Linked DNA regions of Homo sapiens: region 1 is linked to region 2. The links are chromatin loops, found by intact Hi-C in ENCODE. Cell type or tissue: GM12878. All regions are shown on one strand. Links, peaks and the distances in the headings refer to the core of each region. The heading gives the core; the rest is flanking DNA. Region 1 holds the start of CD46 (CD46 molecule). Region 2 has its middle 43 kb from the start of MIR29B2CHG.

Evidence for each region. Hi-C counts contacts between places; a loop is a spot of excess contacts. Peaks named below come from ENCODE experiments on the same cell type or tissue, not always from the same donor. Only the 100,000 strongest peaks of a DNase experiment are listed, where the experiment ranks them.
Region 1: a loop joins it to region 2, with 3 times the contacts of the local background. A loop is called at or near these places in 12 of 110 quality-filtered maps.

What each region holds. Positions count from the first base shown.
Region 1 is chr1:207,751,021-207,767,297 of GRCh38, reverse strand. CD46 (CD46 molecule) reads right to left here and starts at 15,244. Exons shown (of 13, transcript NM_172351.3): 1 at 14,989-15,244; 2 at 10,096-10,284; 3 at 9,656-9,758; 4 at 7,574-7,659; 5 at 5,852-6,049; 6 at 103-285. The coding sequence starts at 15,085. It also overlaps the pseudogene CDCA4P4. RefSeq lists enhancers at 3,490-4,288, 4,289-5,089, 14,984-15,193 and silencers at 14,357-14,714, 15,294-15,403. In GM12878, for the core only: no CTCF peak of the experiment used is centred there; no DNase peak of the experiment used is centred there; H3K4me3 peaks cover 189 bases.
Region 2 is chr1:207,857,336-207,873,612 of GRCh38, reverse strand. No RefSeq gene overlaps it. Among named protein-coding and RNA genes, the nearest start is that of MIR29B2CHG, 43 kb to the right of the region's middle. RefSeq lists enhancers at 63-132, 273-322, 473-532, 5,062-5,241, 5,322-5,371 and a silencer at 4,402-4,791. In GM12878, for the core only: a CTCF peak has its summit at 9,485; a DNase peak (open chromatin) is centred at 9,542; H3K4me3 peaks cover 903 bases; H3K27ac peaks cover 618 bases.

The DNA of each region.
Region 1 (16,277 bases), core at 8,362-10,861, 110 kb after region 2:
CAGTTATTTTGTATGACTGATAGTTAATATCAAAGAAATAAAGTCTAAAATGAACAGCAACAACAATAACAAACCAAGACAGAAAAAAGATAACCTTTGTACCTTTAAGACACTTTGGAACTGGGGGATCCCAAGTACTGTTACTGTCACAGACAATTGTGTCGCTGCCATCGAGGTAAAAACCCTTATCGCATTCAAACATAACTGTTGCTTTGTAGTAAAATTTTTTTCCAAATCCTGATATCTGTTTTCCATTTTCGACTACTGGAAATCGACATTTGACCACTGGAAAATTAGAGAAACCTCAGAATTAATGGATATCTGCTTTAGCAGAAAAAGTAGTACAAAGTAGTAATTTCCAGTGTGAACAGAGACAAGGAATGGAATGCAAGATGTTAAAAACATTTTTTAAAAGACTTTAAATGTTAACTAATATATTCTCCTTCATACAGAATTCTAGGGTGTTTTATTTTTCTTTCAGCACTAACAGAGATAACCATATTGTAACCACATTTTCTTAAGAAAACTTGGCTGGCTGTCATTCTTACTTGTCCCTGCCCTCCTAAATGTAATACGGGTTTTTGTTGTTTTCCCCACTCACTGGCTGCTTTTTAAAATTTTGTTTGGTAGTTTTTACCAAACTACTGCAGGGGGGTGGTGGTGGTGGTAAATTTTAATAATTTATTCATCCTGCTGAAGGTTCACTGAATCTCCTGGATCTGAGGTTGTTTTGGATCTAATTTGGATAATTTTTGGCCAATATTTTTTCAAATAATATTTTACACCATTCTCTCTCCTGTCTTTCTGAAACTCCAATTACATGTATGTTTCACTGCTTGATACTCTCCCACAGGTCTGTAAGCCTCTCTCTTTCTTTAGTCAACATTTCTTCTTAAATAAGGTTCAATTTCTATTCACCTGTCTTCAGGTTCACTGACCTTTTGTTGTGTCTAATTGTACCTAATGTTATTTGTAAAGGTTGGTTTATTGGATATAATTTACATACAGTAAAATTCACCATTTCAAGTGTACAGCTGTATCAGTTTTGACAAATGCAAATAATCATGTAACTACCACCATAGTAAAGATACAGAAAAGTTCCATTACTCTCCAGAATTTCCTCATGCTCTTTTGTGAGTTACCCCTCTTCCCCCTCATCCCCACTTCCACAACCAGCTAACCATTGATCTGCTTTTATCCCTATAGTGGGACTTTTTCAGAATGTCACATAAATGAAATTACAGTCTTCTTAGTATGGCTTATTTCACTAAGCATGATGCTTTCAAAATTCATTTGTGTTGCTGCATGAATCAGTTCATTCCTTTTTATTGCTGAGTACGAGTCCATCTTTTAGAGGTAGCACAGGTGGTTCATTCATTCACCAACTCAAGAACATGTGGCGATTTGCAGTTTGGGGTGATTATGAATAAGGCTGCTGTGAACATCCTCATATAAGTTTCTGTGTGAAAATGTTTTCAGTTTATTTGGGTTGCCGAGTTGTATGATAAGAGTATGTTTAACTTTATAAGAAATGCCAAAAATGTCCCAAAGTGGTCATTGCACTTTGATTCTCACCATCAGTATATGAGAGTTTCATCTGCTCCATATCCTTGTCAATACCTGGTATTGTCAGTTTGGGGTGTGTGTGTTTACATTTCGGCCTTTCCAATAGGTATTTAGTGGCATCTCATTGTGAGTAGAGACAGTTTTTATTTCTTCTTTTCCAACATGTGTGCCTAATAGCTTTCTCTTGCCTTACTGTACTGGGTGGGATCTCCAATATAATGCTGAATGGAGTGGTAAGAGTGGACATCCTCACTGTTTTCCTTCCAGAATTAGGTCTTTATTAATTAGACAGAAATGTAAGTAAGGTTTTTTTAACCACTAAGTACAATGTTACTTTTTACCACTAAGTATAATTTTTTTGAACCATGAAGTGTAATGTTAGCTGTGAGATTTTTGTAGATGTCTGTTATCAGGGTAAGATAGATAGTACCCTTCTGTTCCTAGTTTGCTGAGAAGTTTTATCATGAAAAAATAAGATGATGAATTCTGTCAAACATTTTCTTTGTTTTTTGCATCTAATAAGATAACCACATGATTTTTTTTCTCCTTAATAGTCTACTGATGTGGCAAATTACACTGATTAATTTTTGCATTTGAACTAATCTTGCATTCATAGGGTAAATCCTACTTGGTCATGATTTACTTTTCTTTTTATGTATCACAGGATTTGGTTTGCTAATATTTTGTTGAAGATTTTTGGTCCTGTGTTCATCAAGGATATTATTTGTAATTTTCTTATAATGTTTTTGTTTTCTGGTTTTCGTATAAGGACAATGCTATCATCATAAAATGGGATGAGAAGTGTTCCCTCCTCTTGCACTTTCTTGAAACGCTTGTGTAGAATTGCTGTGATTTATTCCTTAGATGGTTGGTAGAACTCCCCAGTGAAGCCATCTGGACCTTCAGTAGGTTATTAACTACAAATTTTATTTCTTTGGTAGATATAGGAGTATTCAGGTTATCCATATCTTCAAGTGAGTTTTGACATTTTGTATCTTTCAAGGAATCTGTCCATTTCAGTTGTCAAATTTGTAGGCATAAAGTTGTTTATAATATTCCCTTGTCATCCTTTAAATGTCTGTAGGATATTTAGTGATATTCTCTTTTTCATTCTTTTGTTTGTCTGTTGAATAATTTTGTAAAGTAATCAAGTAAAGTTTACATCACTGATATTAAAGAATGACCATATGCACAAAAGAATATAAAGCTTTTTGGCTAAGGGATGGGGGGAAGTCAGAAAAAGGATGAGAAACACATACGGGGTGGACGTGAGGAAGGAAAGTGAAAGGTGTAGGCACCCCCACCTCACTTCCTGAGGCAGGGCCGTCAAGGACTCTCAAGATCGAGCGGCCATTAATTACATGGATTCAGATTTCTTTCATTCTAGACTTAAATTTAACCTTAGGTTTTGGCTCCAGCACCAATTTAACAGAGCAACGTAGGCATTTCCAATCCAGCAGCACACGCTGTTTCCAAGCGCATGTGACTGGCGCACCGCAGCTCCGTGCACACCCCAGGAGCTCAGTCCGTGCCCAGAGCAGGTGCCTGTGCTGTGGAACCTGACAGGAAGCCTCCCAGAACACCGCCTATCACAAGGCGCCACCTGAGGGGATCTGAGGTCTCTAAAGATCAACTGGTGCCTGTGATTTCCAAAGATTTAACCTTAGCCTTCAATGACATTTACATATAAATTGTCAAATAAAACCCTCCATAATTTACACTTAAGTCTAGGAAGACATGGCACAAATGTTCCAATGACAAAAAAAAAAAAAAAAAGTGTAGCAGCTGTGTGTGTTTTCCCCACTTTGACCAAGCTCTCACTGTAACACAGGGCATAAATGAGAAGGGTTGCACACAAATTTAAAGTATACAAAAAAAAAAAACCAAAAAATCATACGTTAACGCTGTTGACTTGTTAACAATGCAAGGAAACTCACTGGAAAATAAAATCCCTTATTTGAACCTTAAAAGAATGAAATGTACCAACTAAACTGTGTAGGCTCTAATGTAGCAGCACAGAATGTTTCCAGAAAAAAAATACATTGAAAAAAAATAAAAAATATTCAGAGATAAAACTAAAAAGATTAAAATATATATATCTTAAGAAAACTTATTGCTCAAAACATATGAAACTTAATTCTAAGAAATTCACCTACCTAAATTTAAACAAGATTGCTGCAGTTGCAGCTCGCCGTCTCCGAGAGACACGAAAAGTGATGAGGGGCGCAGGGCTGTGGGGATGTCAAGACTGGCCCAAGGTCAAAAAGCCCTTGAGGAGAGCCCTAGCTCCCACTGAGACCAGCCTCTGGCCTGCCCTCTGCAGACGGGAAGGAAGGGGATGGGTCTGGGGCTGCAGACCCTGCTGGAATTAGCAGAGGAGCCAGCAAGGCTGGGGGGCTATAGGCTGGCCAGTCTCCCTTAGCTGGATCCCGTACTCCACGCCTGGCCAGCACTCCGGGACGCCTGGCTCAGGTCTCCATCAGGATCTCCACTACGTGTTCCTACTTGCCCAGGTCAGAATGCAATTGCAGCTGGAGGTGGGAGGCCGGACGGCAGCAGGCCCAAGCCTCTGAATGCTTTGCAGGGCCACCTCCCATCGTGTGGGTCAGCACCGTGTGTCCAGGTCATCATAGGAACTGACCACATCTGAGGCCAGTTCTTCCATGCAAACTGGGGTTTTTGGTCTTCAGTATTTCAAATATCTCATCTAGCTACTTCTGAACGCCTCCTCTATTTTCCCCAGGGCTGTCCGTCTCCCAGATGCTGCTCTTCAGGGCTCCTGGCGCCAGTGCTGAGGTGACAGAGCAAAGGTCTGAAAACTGGCCCCTTCACGCAGCAGTGTCCAAAGCGGGGGGCATGGCACACCCCCTCTGGCTTCCACATGGCGGGCACAGGCCACAGGCACAGGATCTCTGCAGAAACCAGGCAGTGGAACAACGCCAACCCCACACTCTCGGGTGCCTGTGTGTGCCACGTCTCATCCTGGGCCATCTCCTCTTGGATCTGCCAGGCGTGTTGGCGATGAGGACCCTGCGGCAGTGGTTGGGCTCCACCAGCAAGTGGTAAAGCTGGAACTTCTAAAAGGACAAGTCCGGGAGTGACTGCCCCTGCCGGCTGCAGGAGGGCAGGGTCTTCAAGCTGGCTGGGGTGCCGCGCCTGGCCACCACTTCTTTCATTCTCAGTATTGGTTAATTTGCGTCTTTTTTTGTCAGTCTGGCTACAGGTTTACACACTTTATTGATCTCCAAGTAGCAACTGTTGGTTTCACTGATTTCCTCTATTTTTTTTTCTTTTCTCAATTTCATTGATTTTGGCTCTATTTTTATCATTTCCTTACATCTGCTAGTTTGGGATTTAACTTGCTCTTTTTTAGTTTCTTAAGGTGGAAAATTAGATCATTGATTTGAGACTTTTCTTTTTTTCTAACACAAGTATATTATGCTATACATTCCCCTGTAAGCAATGCTTTAGCTGCATCCTACATATTTGGATATTTTGAGATGTTGTGTTTTTATTCAATTCAAAACACTTTCTAATCTCCCTGCTGACTACTTCTTTTATGCATGGGTTATTTAGAAGTGTCCTGTACACTTTCCAATTCTTTGGGGATTGGCTTTGTTATTGATTTCTGCTTTCATTCTATTGTGATAATGCATGTTGAATGATTTCAATTTTCTGAAGTTTGTTAAAAGTTGTCTTATTGTCTAGAATATGGTCTACTTTGGAGAATGTTTCATGTGTACTTGGGGAGTATATACTTTTAAATCACTGTTATTCAGTGATTTCTTTCTTTAAATGGGCAAGTCCCCTACATGGTCTTCATACTTTTGGTCACTCCAGAGTGCCTTAAACATTTGGTCTTTAAAAAAAAAATTTTTTTTATCCAGAGTTTATCATTTTTATTTGTGAGACGATTAGTCTGTCACAGTTTACCACTACCATAGCCAGAACTCTTAGATTTCTTGTAATACAAGATGAAACTTTCTTTAAGCCAGTGTGTATTTTTTTTTTTTGGTTCTTTCAAACAAAAACTTCTAACTCATGCAGGTACACAGTAGTTCACACTGTATAAAATGAAATGCCAAGAACATGTAGGGGTGAGAAATAGGGAACTCTAGCTAGAACTATTTTTTGACTTGAATTGACCTGAATTAAAATAAATTAGAAACCAATTATACAGGAGGAGGAAGCACATACACCTGCTTTGTTTATCTGTAGATGAAACTATTTACAAAATGTTTCCATAGTATTTACAAATGAAGAAGGAAATAAATTGAAACACTACCTTTACACTCTGGAGCAGCACGACTCCACACTGAATTGTCACCACAATAAATCGTGCTCTCTCCAATAAGTGAAAATGGATCTGGTCCAGGTGCAGGATCACAACTATAAGTTACTGCATCAAGATACTCAAATACTTCTACTTCACTAAAGGTGTGTTTTCCATTTTTTATTTTTGGAGGTGGTGTACACAAAACCTCTTAAAAATGAAGAAAAAGAGGAAAGGAAATGTAAAAGATTAAGACAGCATTAGTAAAATTTCTGTGTCTTCAATAAATTTGTCAATATAGGGTTTCTACAAGCTGTTTGTGAATTCAATATGGATTTAAAAGAAGGTTTCTATGAGCAAATATATCATCCCAAATTCAAACCATTAATGTAGTAACTAACTTTCAGAACAAATCTCATTTTCTTAAAGTGTAAATACCTATTGATATGGTTTGGATCTGTGTCCCCACCAAATCGCATGTCAAATTGTAGTCCACAATGTTGGAGGTGGGGCCTGGTGGGAGGGGTCTGAATCATGGGGGTGGATTTCTCATGAATGGTTTAGCACCGTCCCCTTGGTGCTGTTCTCGTGATACTGAGTGCTTGGGAGATCTGGTTATTTAAAAGTGCGCAACACCTCCCGTCCTCCCCACCTTGCTCCTCCTGCTCCTGCCATGTGAGACACCTTGCTCTCCTTCTGTCTTTCCCAATGGTTGTTAAGTTTCCCGAGGCCTACCCAAACCCCCAGCAGATGCCAGCACCATGCTTCCTGTACAGCTTGTAGAAACATGAGCCAATTAAACTTCTTTTCTTTATAAATTACCCAGTCTCAGGTATTTCTTTAGAGCAATACGAAAACGGCCTAATACGCCTGTATTTATTTGGAAGGCCATGCTAAGTTCTGTTCTAGTCATCACAAGAAATGCTGACAATTAATGAGAAAATATGCTTAACTCGGTGCTAGTTAAGAAATCCTTTGCAATTTATAAATATATCCATTTTCTAAATTGGTGATTCACAATACCACCAAAATATTATTGTCTTTTTTCACTCTGATCCTAATAAGAATATAGTGATATTTTTCCAAAGGCTACATATTGTGTGATAACACAACAGGCCAAATACAATCTTGCTTTAAGCCAGATGTTGAAGAGATATGCAAAAAATGTGAACAATGCCACTATTCTCACTAATTTTATTTTGATTTGGAAAATTATTATTTTTCATAAAAATTATGTTACATATGTTAATTTGTATTGCATTTATTCTTACAAATTAATCAGGCCAGGTGGGGTGGCTCACATTTGTAATCCCAGCACTTTGGGAGGCCCACGGGGGCAGACTGCTTGAGCATGGGATTTCAAGACCAGCCTGGGCATCATGGCAAAACCCCGTCTCTTCAAAAATTACAAAAAGCCAGGCATAGTGGCACATGCCTGAAGCCCCAGCTACTGGAGAGGCTGAGGCTGCAATGAGCTGAGATTGTGCCACTGCACCCCAGCCTGGGAAATAGCCTGAGACCGTGTCTTAGGAAAAACAAACAAAACCAAAAAGAATCAATAATTATTTAAAAACCTCTCCGTTTGAATTCCAATATGATAAATACCAATAGATATAACCCACATAAAAGAAACCTCTTTGGGATCTTTGTTAATCTTAAAGTGTAAAGGGTGTAAAGGAGGCAAAAATCTTTGAGGACTACTGGTCTAAATTTAAAAAAAAAGAATTTACTTACTTTCACATATTGGGGGCTTACCGCTCCAAATTGCTACTGATCCTTTAAGTTCACAATATAGAATTTCTTCACCAATTAAGTAATAACTAAATGAGAAAAGAAAGGGTTACTGTTTTGTATAGCAATTAATAAGACACACATAATAATGAAGGAATTTTTTATATGGTTTCTTTTCTACACTACAGTAGTTTGAGGGGGTGGTTTCTTAAACAACATACTATATAACGAAAGTGCTAAATAAATCTGCAATTTAATCAAATAGAGTTTCCCCATTTGAATATATATTGGCCAAGAGCAAAGATGTCTAAATAAATCTGCTGTGCCTTTCCACCCAGCCTCTTTGCTGCCTCCTGCAATCACATTACACATTCATTTCTGTGCCTTTTCTCACACCACTTTGCACAGTAAGGACAAGGACTGTGTAGAGAGAACAGGCCCTAGAGCTGGAATGGATAGATTCAAGTCCCTGCTTCTCAACTTATCTAGTTTCTTGAGCTTGGGTAAGTCACTTAAAGTTCCTTCACTCAGCTTCCTAATTGATTAAAAGGGGATAACAGTACATGGGGTTGTTTAGGGGATTAGATAAGTTAGCATTTGGCACATAGATAGTGCTACATGAGTTTTAGCTTCTATTAATATTATTTAGAACAGAGTGTATTTCTAGGAATAGCTCACTGAGTATAAGAATACTTTCATTAAGTATACCCCTATACTCAATGAAATCTTCCCTGATTTAAATTCACAGGAATCTCTCCTCCTTCTGGACTCTTAGAGTAATTATCATGAATAATTCTACTTATTTGGTATTTCTCATTTAGTATTTTGCTTTTATTGCTCTCAGTATATATTATTTCTCAATAAGGTTAGAACTTCTTTTAGGAAGGTCACTGTCTTAAAGTTTTGGTATCCCTCGGTGTGCCTAGCAAGCAGTATGTGTCAACTGAATATTCCAATATTTCTACTTGACCAAATTTTAAAAACTGTCAGTTGCCTTACATAGTCACAGCTGATTTTTCCTCCAAGACTCACTTACTTTTTCTATATTATGGTGTGTTACTGCTATTGTTTGAATCTGGTTTGTCTCTACCAAAACTCATATTGAAATTTAATTGCCAGTGTAACAGCATTGAGAGGTGGTGGGGCCTTTAAGAAATGACTAGGTCATTAAGAGGTATAATGCCTTTCTAGAGGGTCTTCATTAATTCTTCAGGGAATGAGTTCTCATTCTTGTAGGCTTGGATTCATTACCATAAGAGCACGTTGTTATAAAGCGAGAACCCCCTCCCTTGTGCTTTGTCTTTTTTGCACATGCTAAATTTCCCTTTCACTTTCCAGCATGTTATGATGCAGCACAAAAGCCCTTGCCAGACACTACTGCCATCCCCTTGAACTCTCCAGCCTCCAGAAATATGAGCCAAATACATTTCTTTTCTTTATAAATGCCTAGCCTCAAGTATTCTGTTATAGCAGAATACTTACATTTACTCTATAAATGCACATTTATCTTAAATGTCTAGTATCTCCAATATATACAACTTCAAAACCCTACAGAACAAAGGCTATTACCGAGGGCTCAGTACCTGCTCTTGAGATGCTTCACACTGTAGCAGTCTCAAAAATAAGGTTTTTCAACTGAGAGATTTTGATCAACATGATGGTAAAGGCTAACCGCGTCAGTTTTGGTCTGATAACACTTTACAGAGTCATCTGGATACAAGTGTATCTTTAGTTGGCAATTCTATTTCTCATTTTTGTGAGCCCTACTTCAACTCTAAGAGTTGGCAGATTTAAATAGGGGACACTCAGTTGTGAAGGACAAATTCTCATGATTACTACATTCTTAATGCTTACAACAGACTTATTGTCAGAAACAGCAAGTAGTTTTGCTTTCCTTAAATATCAATTACTTTCTATTTACTATATATCTTGCCTATCTCCATAAAACATCCAAGAGTTGTTTGGCTAGAAGTATAACTTGTCACATAGAAAGCAAAATTAAGTTTACAGGAATGCTTAAGAAGAGAAGCAAAACAAAAATAAAATTACTAACACTTCCCTTATTTCCTCTAAGGAGCAACTTACCCCTCATTACAAATAAAGTGCATCTGATAACCAAACTCGTAAGTCCCATTTGCAGGGACTGCTTGGCCATTTAAAGGATCCCGTATATATGGACATGTTTCTCCTGAAAGAAAATAATTTTGATAGTTTTCAATCCAGTTATAAAACAGATCTGAATCAAAATCAAAATTCTGCAGTGCTCTTTTGAATGGGTGGGAATATAATTTTCATTATTTACTTATTATAAGGGCAAACTTAAGATTCATATTCACCCAGGCAATCTATTGCCAGGAAAATGATTTCTTGGAGATTTTGATTTCTCAAAGCTTGCAAAAATGCATTGTTATCTTGAACCTCATTTTACAAGAAGAAAATCATCATCACCGTAGTGGAATATGTACCCCAAAATGTATGCAAATCTCTAGAGCAAGCAGAAAAAAAAAAGAGGTTTGTTTACTTACTATAACAGGCGTCATCTGAGACAGGTAGCCATGTATGATTCCGATCACAAATAGTATGGGTGGCAAGAGGAGGTATATAGAAGTATCCTTTTTTACACTTATAATCTACTCGTTCACCAATCTCATAGTAGGGTTTTGGTTTACCAATGAGCTCCATAGCTTCAAATGTTGGTGGCTCCTCACAGGCATCTAGGGATAAGAGAATAGGAACATGAAGATGAAGTACTGATATCACTTTCATCAGCCATGGACTGTGGTCTGGCAGCAGGTAGTACAGAAAAAACAGAAAGGCCCTTGGCAAGATTTTAAATGACTGTTCCATGCTTTTACCTGAGTGCTCATAGCAGTGGAGGAAATGGGACTTGCATGTTTTAAGTAACATCCTATTAGCTTTTGGTTTGTTTGGGAATAAACATTCGACAATAAACTGAAGAGACAGCATTAATGTCTTTGATCTTAAAATATATATGGATGCATCTTTCCCCACATTTTTCTAAATTCATTTCAAAAGTAACTTCTCCTCTAAGAAGTCTTCTACAGTATAGAGTACTCTGCTCAGATTGTTCTTCCATAGTTTAAAACACTAACTTATAACAGCTTGTCACTTCAGGGTGTCTTCTCTTAAAAGGCAAGTTCCTGGGGGTCAAGAACCATGTTCTTCTTTTTCTACTATACTCACCTTGTGGGTGCACAAGAAATGCTGACACTGACAAACTCTATCTGCAAATAAGTATTCAAGAAATTGTCTGCTACCGTGCCTGGGAAAATCAAAACAACCCTAGTTTGGATTCATGTTGTGCTAAGTCAAACAAAAGGCTCAAGTTGCCCTAAAAGGACAGGTAATAACGTGAAAGTCTGAATTTATGATGGTGAGTGTTTACTCCTGATGAGTCTGTTGCTTTTCAGAATTACTCACCCTGTGATTTAATCCTCTTCCTTCTTTCTTGCCTCCTTTGCCCTACTCTGCCACACTGAATAGCTTGGCAGTCCAGTAGTGTCACATCTTGGTGCCTTTGCTCACCTTGCTTCCTCTGCTCTGAATACCCTTCCTCCCTGGCTGGTAGCTACAACTCCTGCTCAACTCATCTTCCTTAATCCACCCATCATCTCCTCCAGGAAGCATTTTCTGCCTCCCCCTGGGAAGCAGTGATCAGTCACCTTCCCCTGGACTCTCCCCTGCATGGATCTCTCAGGTAACTATCACATGCTTTTGTGTTTAATAGTTAACAAGGCCAACTCCATTCATCCATGTGGCCACAACACCCAGCACAATATGTCACTCAGAGTAGCTATTCAAAAAAAATTTGGTATTCAAAATCCACTGCTGTCAAACACAAAACAATGTGAAGAATATATTGTAATCAATTTCATATTGAAAATAATCATTCTACAGCACAATGGAGAAAGAAGATTAGGCCATTTCTTGTGCTGCCTATCTCCCAGTCTTCTGGTATCCTGGCAGGTGACCAGATATGGACTGCTCTCTTTGCATTGTAGTATGCCCAGTAAGGAAACTGAGACGCTACTGTGTAAGTGCTTACTGATCTTGGCTTCTTTCACTGGAAATAAGGAAAACACCTAAAATAGGCAGAAGAGACCACGCACAACAGGAGATTGCGGGTTTTGTCCAAAAAAGCAGCTCCTCTTCTGGAGGAATGAGACTGGCCTGAAATTTGATACATGTTTCCTTCAACTATCTGGAACCATTTGGCAACTACCTTTGAGAGGGCAGGTCTCCCATGCACAGCACTGTCTGCTTACGAAACCTTCTCCTTGTGAGAGTGAGTTGCTCCAAAAATTGAATGTTTATTTTAATTCACGTATTCTCTCTGCCTAGCATCGTGACTTCTCATTTTTACTTTCTCTAGGTTTCATACCTGTCTTGATTTACCCTTATGAACCTCAAACTTAACCTTGCTTTTCCTTCTCTTCATTCTTAGTTTTGTTATTTTCCATGTTGCACCCTATTCATTTCATAATTCTATGTTCCTCTATTTCAAATCGCTTTCATTATCTTCTTCAGCTTCCTATTTTGTTTCTTTTTTTGTTTGTTTGTGTGTGTATGTGTGTGTGTTTTGTTTTGTTTTGAGACAGGGTCTCTTGCTCTGTTATCCAAGCTGGAGTATGATCAGGGCTCACTGCAGCCTTGACCATGAGGGGCTCCAGTGATCCTCCCCCTTCAGTCTCCCAAGTAGCTAGGACCACAGGCATGCAACATCACACCTGGCTAATTTTTTTTTTTTTTTTTTACATGTTTTGTATAGGTGAGGTCTGCTTATGCTGTCCAGGCTGAACTTCTAGCACTAAGCCTATTCTAAACATTAATCTTAAAAGAAAAAAAAAAAAGTCCTTTTGTTTTCTTCTTATCACCACTACTCCCTACTCCCATTACCCTCCTTCAAAATGAACGTTTTAATGATCAGTGAGATGCAAGACTGAAGTACTGGAAGCCCTGCAGAGTCAACAAATAGGGGAGACAGATCCTTTCTGGCTCTCAGCTGCCACTGCCCTAGCTTTTTAGGTACCGCAGAAAGACCATCCTGAGCATAGCTCTTTAAAGAACCTTCCTCTTGGAGGCAGGAGGAACTTTTTCCTAGGCTCTAAGCCCCAGCCAAATAGTATATTTAATTTTCTGGTATTTAACAGATACAGAGGTAAACAAATCGGGCTTTTGGAACCACAAGTGCGACAAGACAGACAGGATCCCTGCATTCTGACAGGGTGAGACAAAGAACAGAAAAGGTCATTTTAAAAGGGTGATTACAAGTGAAGAGGGACTTGAACTGGGTTGTATGTGTTCAACCTGAGATGGGGGGGTCGCGAGGTGGGGTGATCAGAGAAGGTCTCTGAGGGTGTAACATTCCAGCTGAGTTTGCAGAAGAGCGAGACTGTTTCTGCAGCAGGTCAGGAGGAGAATGTTCCTGGGCTGAGGGAACAGCAAGCACAGATGCCCCAAAGTCTGTTTGATGAGCAGAGAAGCCTTCCCTCTCTCCAATCATTTGTTAAATGCTGTCAGATTTATATCTGAAAATTATACTGCTTGCCTCCAGAGCACTTCCCTTGGTTCATAATTTATTTGTCACTATTATGTTTTGGATTTTAATGTCTGCCAATCCCAATACATTTTAGCAAATAATTTATTGGTTATCTACTGTGTTCCCGGCACTGAGCACTTATCATTGAGCAAAACAAAGTCCCTGCTTATCTTCCTGCATGAATGTGTGTGTAAACAAATAGTGAAAAAAGGATCAAGAAAATAGGAATGGTTTGTTATTGCCTACCAGTGTAATAGCACCAGACATACAAGACCCATATTCGTTGAATGAATGCTCCTAAGGAAAAAAATGCAACGTAGAAACTATACATGTTATTGGATCCTAAATATAATTTGGACATAGATACACATGACGCGCACATGAAGGCAGAAACAAATATGCCAAAATATTAAAAATAGCTGTCTTTTGATTCTGTTCGTATCGCACAATAAGCATGTATTTCTTAGCGGGTTTTTTTTTTGTTTGTTTGTTTTGTTTTGACAGGGTCTCACTCTGTCATCTAGGCTGGAGTGCAGTGGCATGATCACAGCTCACTGCAGCCTTCACCTCCTGGGCTCAAGTGAATCTCCTACCTCGGCCCCCAGAGTAGCTGGGACCACGGGCATAAACCACCATGCCCAGCTAATTTTTGTATTTTTTTGTAGAGACAAGGTTTTGCCATGTTGCCCAGGTTGATCTTGAACTCCTGGGCACAGGCAATCACCCCGCCTGGGCCTCCCAAAGCGCTGGGATCACAGGCGTGAGCCACTGCGCCTGGCCTAGCATGCATTTTTAAAAGTATTGATTCCATTCAATGAAATACAAAATAAATTTAGTGGGATAGGCCTTAAGCTTTAGCTTATGAGCTGCAGGGGAAAACAAGATTAACATTATCTGCCTTCCTTTGTTAGGATACTAATTTCTCACTAGGTTTGGCTACCATTGTTTTTTAGGTTGTTTCACATCTCTCAAATATGACTCAAAGTAATGAAAAGAAGGAAAACAATGTCAAAAAGCCATTAGGCAATGGAATCAGATACTATCTATATTGGTTGGGAACAGGAAGAAGACTCGATGGCCCACCCACCCCCCAAAAAAGCAGCCATTTACAAACTAATAGGAGCTCAGGTAACACGGAGACTGTTCACAGAAGGCACAAAAAGCATGGCGCGCCCTTACCACCTCTCTAACCCCAGGCACCGAGAGCCTGCTCTCACTCAACATGCCCTCCCTAGCCCCAGAGTCCGCGCTCACTCCATTCAAAGCAAACAGTTGAGCTGTCTTGCCCACAGTGAACTCTGCACACAGGCCACTTACGCACAGCACGCTCCCAGCAACACCTGGCCAGGCCCCTGCTCGCCCAGCCCAGCACATGGGGCACAGCAGACGCACTGCAACCCTTACCGCGGGTACTGTCCAAGCCCTAATGAACACCCCACTCACCAAGGCACCAAGGGAACACAGGGCAAACTCTCACCACGGACACAGCACGGGCCCTAGCAACACTCCCACGCACCTGTGCACTCCAGAACAAGCCCTCACCTAGGGCGCCCAGTCCGCGCTCCCCTGGCCGACTGGCTCAATCCCGAAAACACGATTCACGCTTTTTTTAGGGACGCAGCCAGATCCTGCGTAAATGCTGGCCGCGCACACGACGCCACCAAACAAGCTTCACCTCGGGCTCTGCGTGGTCCCCGCATTCCCCGCCACATACCCCCGGGATCTGAGCACTGCACCCCTCAGAGAACCCTGTCCCCAAACAGGCACGGCCTGCTGTGAGCCCCGCCCCGCGACTCTTGCCCGACTGAGGAGAGCTCTAGTCTCGCCGCGGACGCGCGAACCCGCCCCGGGGTCCTACCGGAGAAGGAGTACAGCAGCAACACCATGGCCGCCAGAAGCAACCCAGGAAAGCGCCAGGAAGGAAAGGGACACTCGCGGCGGCCGGGAGGCTCCATGCGCGGCGCGGAAGACGCTGTTATTTCTCCGGAGGAAAGCAGAGAAACCGAGAGCCAGCCGAGCAGGGAAGTCCCTTCTGGGTCCAGATATGGGACGCAACAATCCCCAACTCACAAAGCATCCAGTGCTGCAGGACAGGTGGGCGTGGCCCGAGCCGCGCCCGGGGCGGAAGTGCGTCGAGTCACCAGGGCGGCTGGGGCCAATCGGCGGGCCGCGGGGCGGAGCCTCGGCGTTCATGGGCAGCCCTTGGCCTTCGAGAGGTCAGGGGGAGGCCCTGGCGGAACCTAACAGAACAGGTTCCCCGAGGCCGCCTTTTTTCTTGCTAAGCCCTTGGCCTACCATCCCGGAAGCCTGAGGCGTCCTGCGGGAAAGGACTGGCTCGCCGTCATATTTGTGACCCAGGCAGGGTGGAGAGAAAACTAAGCTGCTTTGGTAATAGTTTCCGGGAATTCGGGAGTCAAGAATAAAGCACTTCGACCTAAAAATAGAGATCCAGAGTCTAGACAGGGGGTCACCGTGGGCTAGCACCCCTCAGGGTTAGTTTTATCCTGGGGCACTGCAGGCTGTCAGGACTGCCTGGGCCCTTACTTGGTATTTGGCATTAGTCAGGCATTATTGGGAACAATATTTGAGTTTTTCTTGCTTGAATGCCTGCTACTGGATCGTCTCGGGGCCGTCTTGTTTTCACAATCTCAAAGGTTTGGCTTCTGCACTCCCAGCCCCTAAGGTAATTTGCCCTTTGCTCCCCTCCCTGGAGGGGACCCTTCCGAATCTAATTTATTAAGCAACACCAGGCAATTAGAATATTGAGACTCTATGGGGCCCTTGCCCTTGAGCAACTAAATTTTTTATTGAAGACGAAATATACATGCATGAACAATGTAAGGACAAGGGTGTCCTAAGTGCCAAATTCCTGGAAGCAATAAATGCAGAAGGATTCGGATGGGTAGAAATTGTTAGGTGAAGAGTGGATAAGGGGGAGAACTTTTCTGGTGAAACAATCTGAGGAACAATACTGGAAAATTAAGAATGAGCAGGATTGATTTGTAGGATTGTGAGTAAACCGGAATGACCGGTAAAAGGAAAAGGACATGACTGACATTAAAAGAGCAAACAAAGAGTTGACATTTCTTCCCCTCAGATTGGCAAAGAATTAAAACGTCAGCCAATGTGAGTGAACGTGTTGCAGGG
Region 2 (16,277 bases), core at 8,131-10,630:
GAAAAGAACGTTTATCAAAAACCAAAAGGCTGTTGTCTTTGTTGAGCAGAAAGGGGAAAAAAAGATTTAATCTTTAAAGAGAAAAACCACTGTAACCACACTCAGGGATCTGTGAAGGGCAGTTCCACTGGGTGTTCCCTACAGCACAGGACACAGTGAGAAACAAACATGCTTAGTGCCAAGGCAGCATAATCAGAAGACCGAGGGGCAGAGGCACTCTGCTCCTACTATGTGCCTGGCACCACCTCCGTTCTTTATGTTTGTAATATCTTGTCTGATGATTTCATCTACATTCTCAGATGCCCTTGAGTTATTTCTGGGAGTTCCCAAAAAGGGACCTCAGATGAGCCCTCACAGCTGTGGTCACCAAAAGATGGCTGCTCTGCTCTGCCTCTCCTGTTGTGGCTCTCAGTGGTTCGTGCTCCCCGCCCACCAAGAGCTTGGGAAAGCCTCTCATCACCGTGCCTGACCTTGTTTTGCAAGCTCAAAGGGCTCTGCCTGGGTCCAGAAACTCACAAGTCATTCTTCAAGAGTTCCAACAAGCTCTGAGCCCCACAGCCATCTACATATCCCCGACAAATGCACATTGAGGAGTACTGCAGCCTTCATACTCCTTTTCTCACTTTCCCAGCTCCTCCGATCTGCTCTGTCCCCTAGTTACTAAGCAGACATCCCCTTGCATTCATATGAAAAATAGCAGACACAGGGTGGGGTTTGGGGGCAGGTGTCTCCACTAGCAACAGCTCACCAACAGTTGATAGGTTATCTTGCTTAATCCTCCCAACAGCCATGTGATGGGCTATCAATCCCATTTTGCAGAATGGGGAAACTGTGGCTCAGAGAGGTTAAGCAATTTGGCCAGGCTTCCATGGGCTGTGACAAAGCACTTGGTAAGAGCTCAATAAACATTTGCTGATGGACAGAATTGAAAATATGGAGGAAATGGAAGATCTCCAGCTTCTGAGAAGCTCAGAGCCTGCGGGGGTCCAACTACACAGTAAAGGGGGCTGTCAATTGAGGTAGCCCCATTAGAGTAAGAGAAGGGGCAGAGATAGAGAGCATAGGGTCAGACCCAAGGCCAAGGCCAATTCCTCCCCACCCCATTCTTTCCTATCTTGGTAACTGTTGATATATAGTCCATTTTCTACCAACAACTCACCTCTGCCCCCTGTGCCTCAACAAACACATCCACACACACATAAAAACCCTTCAGAAGCGGTCAGTGGTGACATTTATGAGCTGCATGATCCTCAGGATGTCAACATGTACGTGTCCCAACATCGATACCTACTTTGGGGATGGAGAGAGGAGCAGTGGTGATGTGGCGGAGAGAGTCTGAGCTTGAAATCCCATGTCAGGCCTCTGTTCCTTGGCAACCATCTGGGTGACCTTAGGCAAATTGCTTTACCATGTCTACCTTCAGTTTCCTTATATGCAAAGTAGGAAATGTCAGCTGTCTATTCAAAATGTTATTGTGAGGATCAAGTGAAGTAATACAATACTTCTAACATATATATATATAGAGAGAGAGAGAGAGAGAGAGAGAATTTTAAAATTACAAAATACTTTGTTACACATATATCTCTGGCCACCTTCAGAGCAACCCTAATTATTATTATTTTCATTTTTTAGATAAGGAAATAAAAAACTCAGAAAGATTGAAATTCACTTGAAAACAGTGAATAGTGCTATTATTAAAAAGCAGTAGGCCTGTCCCACCCTATCTGACTTTTAGATTATGAAGCACCACTGCATTTACCCCCAGAGTCTCTCATCTGGGCTATGTGCCATGTTCAAAGCTTTCATTCATTTAATAAATATTTATGTGTTCCCATTTGGCACTAGGTATTGTGCTAGGCATTGAGGATACTATCGCAGAGGTATTAGTGTGGCAGGGAAAGCAGACGTCATATAAGAACAATAACAATATTGTGATTTTCATATTATAGCAGAGGAAGGGCCAGGTGGTGCAGGAGGAGACAGTTGGGAAACCTGAGGAATAGGTGAAACAAAGTCTCAAAAAGTCGGGGACAGCCAGGTGCGGCAACTCATGCCTGTAATCTCAGCACTATGGGAGTCTGAGGCAGGCAAATCGCTTGAGCTCAGGAATTGGAGACTAGCCTGGGCAACATGGCAAAACCCTGTCTCTACAAGATACAAAAATATTTGCTGGGCATGGTAGCGCATGCCTGTAGTCCCAGCTACTCAAGGGGCTGAGTTTGAAGAATCACTTGAGCCGGGAAGATCAAGGCTGCAGTGAGCTGAGATCACACCACTGCACCCCAGTGACAGTGACAGAGTGAGGCCGTCTCAAAAAAAAAATTGGGGGAGGACTTTTATCAAGATGGAGAGAAACATGGTGTTTAGTACAAGTGAAGCATATAGGTAAGAGTGGAGGCTGTGCCAAGACAGGAGGCTGGAGAGTCAGTTGGGCCCAGATCTAGGAGGCCTTGTGAGCCAGGCAAAGGAGTTTGAACCTCATCCTTAGTCCAGAATGAAACTGCATAAGAGTTTTACGTAGGGAAAGGATTGATATATTTGCAAGATCCTTCTAAATGGGATATTGTCTTAGTCCAAGCTGCTACAACAGAATACCACAGACTGAGTGGCTTAAACAACATTTATTTCTCACCATTCTGGAGGCAAGGTAGTCTAAGATCAAGGCATCAGCAGATCTGTGTCTGGAGAAGGTCTGCTTCCTGGTTTGCAGTTGGCCATCTTCTCACTGTATCCTCCCGTGTTGGAAAGCAGAGAGGGAGAGAGAGAGAAAGAGCACACAAACAAGCTTTAGGGAGATACAGACATTCAGTACACAGCAGATGTGGAGACTGGATCTGGGCCTAGTGAGGCTGGAGGCAGGTAGGCGAGTTAGGCTAGAGACAAATGCAGAAATCCCAGCAAGAAATAATGGTGGAATGAGCTAGGAATAAAGAGAGGGCCAATCTTAGAGATTTAAGATTTAGGAAGTAGAATCAGGATGTGGTGATTGATTGGCATATGTGCAAGAAAGGAGGGAAGTGAGATGGAAAAGTCAAGGATGACATCCACATTGCTTGTGCACCAGGCGGGTGGGGACATCCCTCACTGGACTAGGAGACACTGGTGGTAGAATATCTGCTATTTGGTATGTGTGTCCTGCATGAACTTGTCTTGCAACTTCATCCAGGAACCCCTAAATTATGGCTGCCTTGCCTGGAGGAGCAGGAATGAATGAGATAAGCCTATCAACTTGAGGATTCTGTTTTCCAGACGCCTAGAGGTCCATGTGGTGGAGCATCAGGAAGGGAGGAAAGGTGCAGGTAGAGCAAAGGCATTTGCTGGGCCTCCTATTCTCTCAATCCAATCTCTCTGATTACTTAAGAACTGTTTGTCGAAGGCATACCATGTAAGGCCCTTAGTAGTTGCAGAGGGAGAAACTGATCTTAAAACAGTTTTGCTATCTAGAAGGAGATAAGAAAACCAACCACAGAAATAAATACAGGTGTGTTTATAACATGTTAACAGCCATAAAAGACATACTCTCAGAAAACTGAGGTCATAAATGACATTGCTGATTGGGAAAATCAGAGAGGAAGAGGTTTTCGAGTTGGCCTTAAAGGACAGGTGGAATTTCTACAGGCGGAAATGTGAGGTTGGGCGTCCAGTGGAGATATCCCTGAAGGAGGAAAAAGCATGAGATAAGATGGCAGCGTATTCAGGTAATCACCAGCTCGCTCTTTCTGCTTAGGGTATCTGCACAAAGTGAGATATTAAGCTGGGATCCACGGAGCTTTGAGGAGTTTCAGAATTCCCTGAAATATTGTGCAAAATTATATTTCTGTATGCATGTGCTTTTTTTGAAGACAGGGTCCATAGCTCTTCTGCAATTCTCAGAAGGGTGTAGGTACAAGAAAAGGTTAAAAACAGCAGTTGAAATTTCCGAATTAGAATTTACAGGTAGGCTGGGGCATCTGTGCATGTGTGTTCTAACAAGCTCGGGAAGTGACTCAGTGCACACCTCGGATCTCTAGACGGGCCCATGGAGGCCTTGAGATGCCAGCCTCGAGCGCTTCCCACCCATTTCCCACCCCTCGATTCTCCACCCCCATTTTACAAGGAGTCACCAGCATCCCCACAGTCTCCACTGCCCTGGAAGAAATATGGCGAGGCAAGGTCAGAGGAACAGGGGGGAAATCAGAATATCTTGCAAAGACTCTGGAGTCCCCTTCAGAGACAGGGTGGGTGGGAGCTGCTCTGCCCCGAGTCTAGCGACGGCCACACGGCCTGACAGGTCTCCCGCCCCGCCGCAAGCCCATGGTCAAATTCTGGGAATTTCCGAATCAGTTGGCAGGCCCGGCTGCTGCAGATTTTCCCGGACACGAGCGTGCAGCGCCCGACGCGGCCGCTGGGTGGCGCCGCGCGGGACGCCGAGCGTGGGAAGCGCGGGCGCGCGGGCAGGCTGAGCTCACACGCCCGGGAAGCGGCCGCCGCGGAGCCGGCGTCCGCAGCGGCTGCGCATCTCGGGCCTGCAGCGGGGCGCTTGGCGGGCGGGGGCCGGGGGAGAGCCTGTTTGCGCAGTACCCCCGGAGGGCGGAAGGCCGCCGAGGTAAGAGCCGGGACTCGGCCAGGTGGGAGTGGGCACCTTGGGCCGGGCCTGCAGGGCGGTCCCCGAGCGTCCCGGGGTAGGGTGGGCTCCCTGGGGACGATGCCCAGGGCCCCGGCCGCGCTCCGGTCGCGCCCCACCCCGGCTGCAGCGCGGCCTTGGGGCGCTGCTGGCCTCGCCGCGGGGGTGGGAGCGGTCGCGGCCTGGAGCAGCTCCGGGCGGGCCCCAGGCTCTGGGGCCAGGGCCAGCTGCGCGCAGGGGTGAGTGAGCAGCCCCCGGGCCCTCAAGTGAGCCCCTGTCCGCTCCCCACCTTGCATTTCTCCTCTCCGCAGTGGGCGTGGTGCCCCTTTGCTGCAGAGGGGGCGCCCAGAGTTGAGGAAGGCTGCGGGGGAGAACGCAGAGACAGGTGGTTGAGGGGGCGAGGGCTGGTGCGCCAAGGCTCGAGGTATTAATGCGTATTTCTTTTTCCCCCCTTCTTCAGGGGGCGCGGAGGTCCGTGTGGAGGAGGAGGCGGGAAGGCCAGAGGCATAGCTCAGGAGAGGGCAGGTGCTGCGGGAGATCACTTGGCTCTGTCTCTGTTCAGCTGCCCCCACCCCTGCCAAATTAATAAAGTGGGTGTGGTGATGACGGTGGAGGAGTTTGATTAAGACCTGGCCCAAACTGCCCAGAACTGCCCCAGGCCGGCCGCCTAGTCCCGCGTGTATATCCGGGAGCCGCAGACTCTGAGCATTCTGTAGAGGGAGGGGGAATATTACCCGAAGGAGCTACAGCCACTGAGGCAGCTCCAGAGATAGGGGCTGCGGAGCAATCTTCAGGCTCACAGCCCAAGTTCATAGATGGTGAATTGGCCAGGAATGGTGGGAGATGGGGGCTGTAGGGAAATAGGGTAATTTCCTTAGGACCCCTTCCTTCCAGCTTTGCAACCGTAGACCAAAATTTGGGATCTGGCATTTGTCAAATGTGCTTAATTTTTTTTTCTTTCCCTTTCGGTTTGTTTTGTTTTTTAGAGAAACAGCAAGTGACAGAGCAGAGGAACGGCTGGCCCAGCCAATCCTGGAGCTGCTGTTGCAGCACTTGTTCCCCAAACAAGTGCTCCTACATTCTGGTAGGAGGACAGAGAGGAGGGGGCTACTGGTCCACACCCCTCCCCTGCCGAGGACCCCATGGCTGCTCCCCTGCAGGAAAGGCAGCTAGGCTGCCTTAGGCCGGATGGGCAGAGGCTGCCATGGCCCAGGGTGGTGACGGTTTTGCGGCCCCTCCCTGCTGCCCAGAGTGGGAAGAAGAGCGCAGAGCCTGGCAAGTTTCTCTCTGTGTCCTCTGGGCTGGAAGGAGCAGGTATAGACAGGGCCGAGGCAGCCAGGGCCTGGTGCTGCTTTGGCATTGGTGGCAGGAGGGCTGAACCTCCAGCCCCTTGGGTTTGGTTCCACCCCTGGCCTGTCCCTGGCACTCGACAACTGCTCCTGTGTGCTTATTGGTGCCACCATGTTATATAACGCTTATATAATCTTCCAGGGCGAGCACTGTGTCTCCGCTCTCAGGTCACGCAGACACGGTGTCCGTGTGGGAGGCAGGATCTGTGGAAGCCTGTGGGTGAACCTACTCCCCCGATCCCCAACCTGGCTCCTTCTCCTGATCTCAGCCATAGGAGGGGGGCTGGGAGAGCCAGGTCCCTCTCCACACCAGCTGTGTGGGATGAGAACACGGTTGGCTGGGCAGTTTTCCTCACCTTCCTGCCCCACTAGTCCCACTTGCCCTGTCTGGTAGAGCAGAAGCCATCCTTGTGCTTTGATACCAGCTCTTTGTTTTGGGGGACCCCTGGCATGGCAGGTGGCATGGCGAGATGAACCCCAAAATGTTGCAGTGGAAGAACACATGGTACTTAGGGTTGGATAAAGAGAGGGAGAAATTAGCTCTGCCTTTGAGGAGCAAGGGTAACTAGAAGGATGGTGGTGGCATTATAAGAGATTTGGAGCAGGCCTGGGGCTAGGGGATGGTCAGGGAAGGGTGTACAGGGAAGTAGATCAGACAGCAAAGATAAACATGGTGTTCTTTTACTGTACTCTCCACTGGGCTGTCCCTGGTTACCGGGGCAACAGAAGCAGTGATGAAAATCATGCCTTTCGTTCAGTGGAAAAATTTGGCTCCTCCTCCCGGCTCTTCCTTCTCTAAATCGCCTGTGACCCATTGAGAGGGTTATGCTTCCAAGGATCAGAGAGAGACCCCAGCATGTTTTCATCATGCTCCCCTTTCCCCAGTCTTCTTTATCATCTCCCCTCTTCCTGCATCCCCTGTCTCCCCCCACAGCTCGGCAGTTGGCAGTTGCGTAGGAGTTGGAGTAGATGCAGGGGGAAGGGCATGGACGTCATCACAGGGCAGGGTGAGCAGAGCGTGGGCAGAGATGTGGATGCAGGAATGCCTGGCACATGAGGAGGGTCCAGCATTGATGAGCTAGATGGAGCCAAAAGCCTGTTTCTGGGCTGGTAGGAGCTGAGGTGGGCAGGGTGAGATGATGGTGGGCCTTCAGAGTTCAGCAGTCTGGGTTCGAGGGAGTAGGAACTAGGAAGGGCCTGAGGTTTCTTGTGCAGATATCTTGTGATGAAAACTACCAAACCGTATCCCTTTTTGAAGTTAAGATTTTTGTTTAAGTTTTTTCTTTCATCTTGTGATGAAAACCGTGATTCATTCATTCAGCATTTATTGTGTGCCCCCCATATTAGGTGAGGTTCTGGGAACTGGGAAGCCGAAGGTGAGTAGCACTGGACCTTGACCTTGAAGAGACTGTGGTGAATGAAAGGAGGATGAGTATATGGGGGAAGATCTGGCATTGTTGCAAGCCTGGAATCTGGGGTCCCCAGCAGGAGACTAGCAACATACCAGATCGGAGGTGATAGGTTAGGGTGGAGCCTGTGGAAATGAAGAAGAAGAGATAATTTGGAGTGCTACTCTGGCTTGAGGACAGGACGTGGGGAAGAGAAAGTGCTGAAATTTTGAACCTTAGTGATTTATAGAAATAGAAACATTAGAGTTCAAACTTGTTTTGGGGAGTCATGTTTGATTTTCTTTTAGACATGTTGCCTTCAAGATGATGGCAGGGTATCCAAATAAAAATGTTTATGGTCAGGCAAGTAAAATATGCAATGGAAGTCAGTTCTGGGAAAAGATTTGAAGGATATTGGATTATGAAGCTTGAAGGTGGGTAGAGGTAGATCCTAGGGCCTGGGGCATTACCTGGAATTGAGTGAGGCTGTATGCCTTGTACTGGTTTATTATCCCAGGGCTTGCCCAGACCCTGGACATTTCTGCTAACAAAAACCCACATCTTCTACCAAACCATATCCCTTTTTAAAGTTAGGATTTTTGTTTAAGTTTTCCTCTCCCTAGTAACTATGTCCAGGTATACCTGGAAAAACACACACACACACACACACACACACACACACACACACACACACACACGCATGCACTTATTTCCCCCAAGGTCTTGTGCCATTTGCTTATAGCTCGGGGACGTGCTGTAGAAATGTGCCACAAGTCTTTGGCCTCTTCTAGCAAGCTGTTTATCACCCTGGAGGAGTAAGAGCACTGGACAGAGTCAGGAGACTTTTGCTAGCTACGTGATCTTGGACACACCACTTCCTTTTCCAGGCCTAAGTGTCTAGTCTTAGGGATCTAGCTTCTTCCAGTTCTGAAGCCCTCTGATTTGATGTCTGGAAAGCTTTTTCCACCTTTGCCCAGGTTTCTGATGCAGACCAGGCTTTTTGAACAAGTAGCCTAGATTTCTTAGTACCTTGTGGGAGGGACTAGTAGGGATGGAGGCCTAGTCCCCAGAGTGGGTCCCTGTCTTCAGTGTGGATAGGAGCCCTCCGGGTGGATGGGAGCCTCTGTTCCTCTTTGGAGCATGGAAATACTGGAAGAGCAGGTTTTCCCAATGACCAGGGATTGCAAACTGTGGCCCGTGGGCCGGATTCCTGTTTTTGTAAATAAAGTTTCACTGGAACAGAGACACGCCCGTTGTTTGTGTATTGTCTGAGGCTGGTTTCATGCTACAAGGGCATAGTTGAGTAACTGCAAGGGAGCCTGTATGCCCCATAAGCCTAAAATATTTACTATCTTGCCCTTTAGGATAAAAGATAAAAACTTGTCAACCCCTGCTGTAGACTACCAGAAAAGTGCTTGGCCTTTTACTGAGGATGCTTATGATGGCTATTTCAGATTTCTAGGGTTCTTAAAGATTCTGCATTGGGCCTGTCTTTGTGATCCCATGAGAGGATGATCTGGTAGTTGAAATAGTAGATTATTAGAGTCAGCTCAAAAATAGTCACTCTGTATCTAGGAAAGCTCTTTCATTTTCAGCCTTTTCCCTGGAGCCTGGAGGCCTGAGTTCCTCAGCAGGACTGGGTTTGACAAGCTACTGTCCCTCTCATTCTGATTTCCCTGGGCAGTACAGAGGATATACTGGACTGACCCAAGTGTTGGGTCAAGGATATACTGGACTGACCCAAGCCCAGTGTTGAGTGAGGAGAAAGGAGGCTCATTGGTTCCGCCTGTCCTGTAGGATCTTTCCCCTGATATCTCTATTGTTTCTGATCTTACTGGCACCTTTAGTGCCAAGGTCCTGGAGATGCCGCCACAGAGAGAGCCTGCAACCCAGCCTGGCATGTCTGTCTGAACCTGGCACTCATCCACTCTGTCAGAATAAGGCCCTGGGCTTGGCGTTTGTGGGACATGTGTCTGTGTTGGCTTGGGACTGGAATCAGCATTCATTATTCCTGCAGCCAACCTTCATGGAGTCCTTCTGTGTCCTAGTTTCCACCTTTTTGACCTGGTCCTCAAGCCAGAGTCTTGCTGAAACTCCTAGCTAGGAACAGGGCTAAAGTTCTCGCTGCTGCAGAACAGCAGCAGCCCAGCAGTTGGGGCAGTTCTGCTCAGATAGGAAGTGAGACACGTTGGTAGCAGGAGGAAACCACTTGCTGGAAGTAGCAGGGGGAACGGAGGTGACTGAGGTTGATTCTCGTTACACTTGATAGGGAGGAGGCCAGCAGCAGGAGGAGGGAGCAGACAATCCATAATAGCAAAGAAGACAGAAGTCGAGCACACCTAGAGCTGCTTTTAGCTGGTAATGGTAACTCTGGCTCTAGGAGCATTCCTTCATACCTCCCCGACACAGTTTCCCCAGAGGCTGTTATAAAGAAAACATTCTCTCTTAAATATCTTTTCATTTGTAGGGTTTAGGGTGACCCCATACTATATGGTCTTAAACTTATGTTGAGACAACTGCACTGACTTGGATAAATAAATATCATTTATCAGATATTTATTAAAGATCTATTATATGGCAGGCGCTGTGTGAAGTTCTCAGGATACAGAGGTAAATAAAAGATTCACAGTTTGATCTGGAAGGTTTATGGGCAGCTGAACCAATTTTAATTCCATCTGCACTGGATCACATGCTTCAAGAGAGCATGTCTGTATCTGTCTTGTCCTTTGCTGTCACCCCAGTGCTGAGTGGAGAGCTTGGCACACAATAGGCCTCAGATATTTATTGGCTGACCCATCCTTGTTTGATCTGTCCTGGAAATGTGCAGGAGGAATCTGAGTGGGTAAGTGGAGGAAGAGAGGTGCTTAACGCAGCAAGTGTGACAAATTTGGGGGAAGATGGACATACTTGGATGTATGACGATGAGTGCCTTTAAGTGACTGCCTTTAAGGAAAAGAGAAGGGTTAAAGCTGTATGGGCATGACAGAATCCATTGGCATTAGGGCCATGAGAAGGAAGGAATATAACCTGGCTACAAAGGTGGGTTAGAGGTAGTCAGGATCATTGGGTATAGCAGAGGGCCACCAGAATTGTGAAGAACTAACCAGCGGCAGAGAAGGGAAGAGTGGAAGGAGAGTAGGAGCCATTGTGAGAGGAAACATGGAGACCTCTTCAGGCCTAGGATGAAAGCAGAAATGACACAAGTGAGTCTCAGATGAACATGATGGCAGGGATAAAGAAAAGATGGGACTCTCAGCTCTGTTCTGCTGGTCTCCTCAGAAACCACTGTGTCCATGTATGACTAAAAATGCCTCTCAGTTATTTTCCAACAGTGCGGCAAATGCGAGGAAATTAACTATGGTTTGACATTATGGTTAGTCTTTTTTTTTTTTTTCAAATTTGTCAATGGAAATTTTCACAGGTACACAAAGATAGAGTTAGCGTAATACACCTCAATGTTCCCATCCCCCAGTTTTTCGACTTGTAATCAACACATGGCTTTTCTCATTTCTTTTATACCTTCACCCACCTTTTTCTTACTCCCTTCTTGGATTATTTTACAGCAAGACCTAGATCCTGTATTATTTTATCTATAAATACTTTTTAATATATCTCTAAATGATAATACCTTTTAAAAACTTAACCCTAGTGGTATTATTACACCTTGAAAAAGCACAGTCATCCCTAAATATCTCCTGTCATCCAAATATCCAAATGGTGTTTAACTTTCCTTCGATGTCTCAATTTCTTTCTTTCTTTCTTTTTTTTTTTTTTTTTTGAAAACAGCCAGTTGGTTTGAGTCAGGCTCCAAACAAGATCCTCATGTTTCATTTAGTTGATGACAAATCTTCAAGGCTCTGTTAATAAAGATTATGGTCATTCTTAAAAGAATTTATGTTTTGCAATTCTACCTTTTAGATTTACTTAGCTACCCACGATTCTTCCCAGTCAGCTGCCATCAACAGCTTCCTGAGTTTTGTTAGATGATTTTTATGATTTTGAGCATTTTTTCATGATCCCTCTTGCCTTTATGGTTTAATGTAGCTAGTCATTTTTCCCTTCCTTCAGTAGATGTTTCTTGGGAGCCTGCTCTGTTTCAGGAGCTGTACTGGACACTGGGCCTACACCTGTGAAAAGGACAGACAGGGCCCAACTCCTGGAGCTTACAGTTTGACCACAGGAGAGCTGCTGCTTGGCAGTTTTCCCCGTGCGTTCACCCCAGCTGAGCAGTGTGACCACAACCGTCACTTCTGTGCAGGCAGACCTGCCACGTTTTTATAGCTTGGTGTTCATGCTCTCATGCTGTCATTTTATGTGGTTGACAAAGGTGCGCCTAGAATGTTCAAGAAGCCAGGCATGGCTTCTGTGGCAGGCCTGTGTCTCATAGCCACACGACCCGGCATTCTAACTGTGGTGCTGCTTGGGCCTTGTGTGTATCCATGTAACACTTTTGGGCTTGAGTGTGGATAGCTCTGAAAGTTAAAATGGAGAGCTTCCTGAATTGGTGGATTGTGGAGAGGCTAAATGAACACGTTTAAAGAGGGGGGCTCTGAATTGTTACAGGGCTTGGCAAAAGCCAAGTGTTGCTAATATGTTTGAGCAAATTGGATGTTTCTGTGGCTTTGTGGACTTCAGGTTGGTTTGGGGCTTTTGCCTGTTCCAGTTAGGCTACCTGCCAGCCTTTCAGATGACAGGCCCACTTTCTTGATTTGCTGTTCGTTGTGTATTGGTTAGCCAGTCTGCCTCAGTAGCTAAATATGATGATACAATTCAGGCCTGTCTTGCTGATAAAACTTTTAACTGATTTACATTTCTTTATGTAAGTAAATAATCAGACTCTGACTCCTGTGATGCTCTGATTTTGAGAATGGTCCATGATTCTTCTTATATTTTTGCATTTTCAGTTCAAATGCAACTGTATTGTAGTTACTGGATTATAGTGTCTGAGCCTTTAAAAAAATCTTAGTTAATAAAAGTATATTTTCAGATATAAAACCTAGTATCCTTATGATACATATCTCCTTGTCACTGAAGGCATGTTCAGCCTCTGATGATATGTTTTGTTTTCTTTCAGTTAAGTGGTCTTTAATCGTTTTGATTGTGTGCCCATATCAGTTAAAACTTTTGAGCAATTCCCCTTGTTTGTGTGTGTATTTATAATTTATAAAAAGTAGTGCTGTGCTAAAATACATTATAGTATTATAAAACACAAAACAAAAGACTTCAAATGGCTAGGATATATTGTATTCCCTACCTTCTTCCTAAATGAACTCTTCATGGTTCTGTCCGAGGGCAGCCTTCTACTTTGCCCTAAATTTCAGTTACTCTCACATATTCGACATTGCCCCAGCCTGTCCCCTCCTCCTTGCATCACCACTTTTTCCCCCTGCTCGATCGTTTCCAAAGGCTTTCTCATCTTCAAAAAGTCTTCTTTGGTCACCTCTCCCAGCTACTGCCCCATCATCTGTCCCTCCATATTTTCAGTCCTTGCTGTGTTCACATCCTCTCTTGACTCACACCACTCTGATGAAAGTGCTCCTGGCAAGGTCCATGGTAACTCCCATGATCCTGACTCTAGTGGTCACTTCTTCATCTTCCTCACAGGAGCTCTTCAGTTTGGCACCGCTGATCATACCCTTTTCCTTGACGCTGTTTCTTCACTTGGCTTCCAGGGTGTGTATTTCTGGCTTTCCATCTGCCTAATTGGCCATTCCTTCTCGGCTTCTCATCTCCCTGACCTCTAAACATTAAAGGCCCTGGGCACCTCCTCTCTATCTTCTCTCATTCTGTCTGTGATCCTCTCCTGTTGTATGGCTTTTAATACCATCTATATGAGTGATCTCCAGAGTTTGCTTCAGTGTAATCCTGGGAGATCAATAAGATTGACCATGAGCTGATCATTGTTGAAGCTGGGTGATGGGTACCTGGGGGTTTATTATACGGTTCTCTCTCATTTTACTTATGTTAGAAATTGTCTTTCTTTTTTTTTTTTTTTTTTTTTTTTTGAGGAGTCTCGTTCTGTCGCCCAGGCTGGAGTGCGGTGGCACAATCTTGGTTCACTGCAGGCTCCGCCTCCCGGGTTCACGCCATTCTCCTGCCTCAGCCTCCCGAGTAGCTGGGACTACAGGTGCCTGCCACCACGCCCAGCTAATTTTTTTGTATTTTTAATAGAGACGGAGTTTCACCGTGTTAGCCAGGATGGTCTCGATCTCCTGACCTCGTGATCCACCCACCTTGGCCTCCCAGAGTGCTGGGATTACAGGCGTGAGCCACCGCGCCCAGCCCAGAAATTTTCTATAATGGAAAGTTAAAAAGTCTATATGCTGTTGACCCTTAATCATTTGTCTGCAGCCCAAACTCTCTTCTGAACTGTAGACCTGTGTCTCCATCTGCCTGTTTAGTATTTCAGCTTTGATATTAACAGATATTTCACTAAACGTGTCCAAAATGGAACTCCTGGTTTCCCTCCCCAATATGTTCTTCCTGCAGTCTCCCCATCCCATTTATGGGAATGCTGTTCTTCCAGTTGCTTATCGAAAACACCTCTGGTCATGCTTGATTTCCCTCTTTCTCATCTGTCCTTCATCCAGTTCATCAGTAAGTCTTGTTGACTCTACCTGTAAAATATATCCAAAATTTCATCTATCAGAACTACTTCCGCTGCCACCACCTTGGTCCAAGCCACCATCCTCTCTCATCTGCTTCTTTATTGCCCCTTAGAGGCTGTAGTCCTCCCCGCAGCGAAAACAATCCGTGAAATGTTAAGTCACATCATGCTCTGCTGTGCCCAAACCCTGCAGTGGCTTTTCTTCTCTCTCAGTAAAAGCAATCACCCTTACTGTGGTCCATAAGACCTCATAGCTTATCTCATCACTGCCCAATAGAAATATAATGTAAGCTACACATGAGGGTCACGTAGGTAATTTAAAAGTTTTTGATAAAGGAAAAATGAATGGAAAATGAACCACTCGAAGTTAATTTTGATAATGTATTTTATTTAGCCCAGTATGTTAACAGTATTTTCACTTCTGAGATATGTTACGTTGCTTTTGTTTTGTTTGTTTGTTGTACTAAGTAATAGTCAAAGCACATCTCCATGTGAACTAGTTGCATTTCATGTACTCCATAGCCTTACATGGCTAGTGGCTGCCATCTTGCACAATACAGGTCCATACGACCTTACCCGGCTTTATTACGTTACTTCTGTATCTATCTCCTGTTACTGTTTTCAACTTGCACTTCGCTCCAGCATCACTGGCCTCCTGCTGTTATTTAGGTATACTAGGCATTTCCTGTTTTAGGGCCTTTGTACCTCCAGTTCCCTCTGTTTGGAATGCTTTTCCCCAGATAGCCCTGTGGTTAAATCTCTTACTTCCTTTGGGTCTGTGCTCAGATGTTACTTTCTCAGAGGGTCCCCCAAGCCCCCAGCATTCTCTAGCCTTCCTTGCATCCCTTTCATGTAGTGTTTTTTTCACCAGTTGGCATACTATTTATTTATATTAGTATATTTTCTCTCTCTCCCCACTGGAATATGTGCTCCATGAGAGAAGGGATTTTTGTGAGTTTTGTCCCCTGCTATATCTCAGAGCATGGAATAGTGCCTGACATGTGTATATAAGAGATGGATATTTGTTGAAGAATTAAGTGAAATTATCTATTAAGAATGATTCTTTTTCACTAAGAACATTGCAATTGAGCATAATTTATTATTTCAGAATAGCTTGGTGTCATTTGCAGCTAGAAGTTCTGTTTTGAGTCAGGATATTTCAAAAGAGACCTCACAATGATATGCAGATGCCCATGGCAGAAATTCATCCTGGATTATACTTACGAAATCTTGATAACTTGTTTTTTAGTCACATCCACTGTTTTCTGCAAAGGTTTTTGTTGAAATCCAGCTAATATATTTCAGTCAGTCTTGATATCAATCAGTTGTTCTTACAAACTCATTGCAAAATTTAATACTTTTATATGTTGAATTTAATAAATGGGTTCAAGACCCCTGAAATACTTCATTTTGGGAGATTTTAAAACAAGTTTTGATGTTCTGTTTTGAGTGTGTGCAGATAAGGAGATTTTAGAGATGACATCCTTACATTGAAATTGGCAACATTATCACATAATGGTAGAAATGATTTCCAAGTGCCTGTTTTAAAAGAACAATGGCTTTCTTACCCATTAAAAAAAATTCTACTTTCACCATAAAGATACAGAGTATTTATTTGTTTGTTTAAAAATACCCATTAAGTAGCATTCTACTTACTGGCACTCATTACAGAAGAGGTCAGCACATTTTAGAACTCTTGTTTTCTGGTTTAAAAAAAGTATAATTCCTCTTTTTTTTTTTTTTTTTTTGAGACAGAGTTTTACTCTGTTGCACAGGCTAGAGTGCAGTGGCACAATCATAGCTCACTGCAGCCTCCAACTCCTGGGCTCAAGCAATCCTCAGCCACCCTGGTAGTGAGAACTACAAATGTGCTCCATGATGCCCGGCTGATTTTTAAATTTTTGTGGAGACGGGGGTCTTGCTGTGTTTCTCAGGCTGGTCTTGAACTCCTGGTCTCAAGAGATCCTTCTGTTTTGGGCCTCCCAAAGCACTGGGACTACAGGTGTGAGTCACCGTACCTGGCCTGATTCTTCTCTAAGCTGAGCAACTCTTAGATATTTTTACCACGAGATAATTAGTGACAATGTGGTCAGATGACGTTCGGGTCTCACCGTCTTATTACAAAGGACTGTTGTTTATTGTATTGAAGATGGTGTCTCTAACTTTGCTTCACTGGGCAGATGTAAACTGTACTAAATCAACAGGCAACTGGGGGTGTCACTGTCTACCCTTCTGCATCTGGATCTCCTACTCAGACACAAGGATTCCTCTGGTACCTTAAATACAGCAACCACCCAACACACAAATTGAAGGAGTGTGTCAGTGTCAAT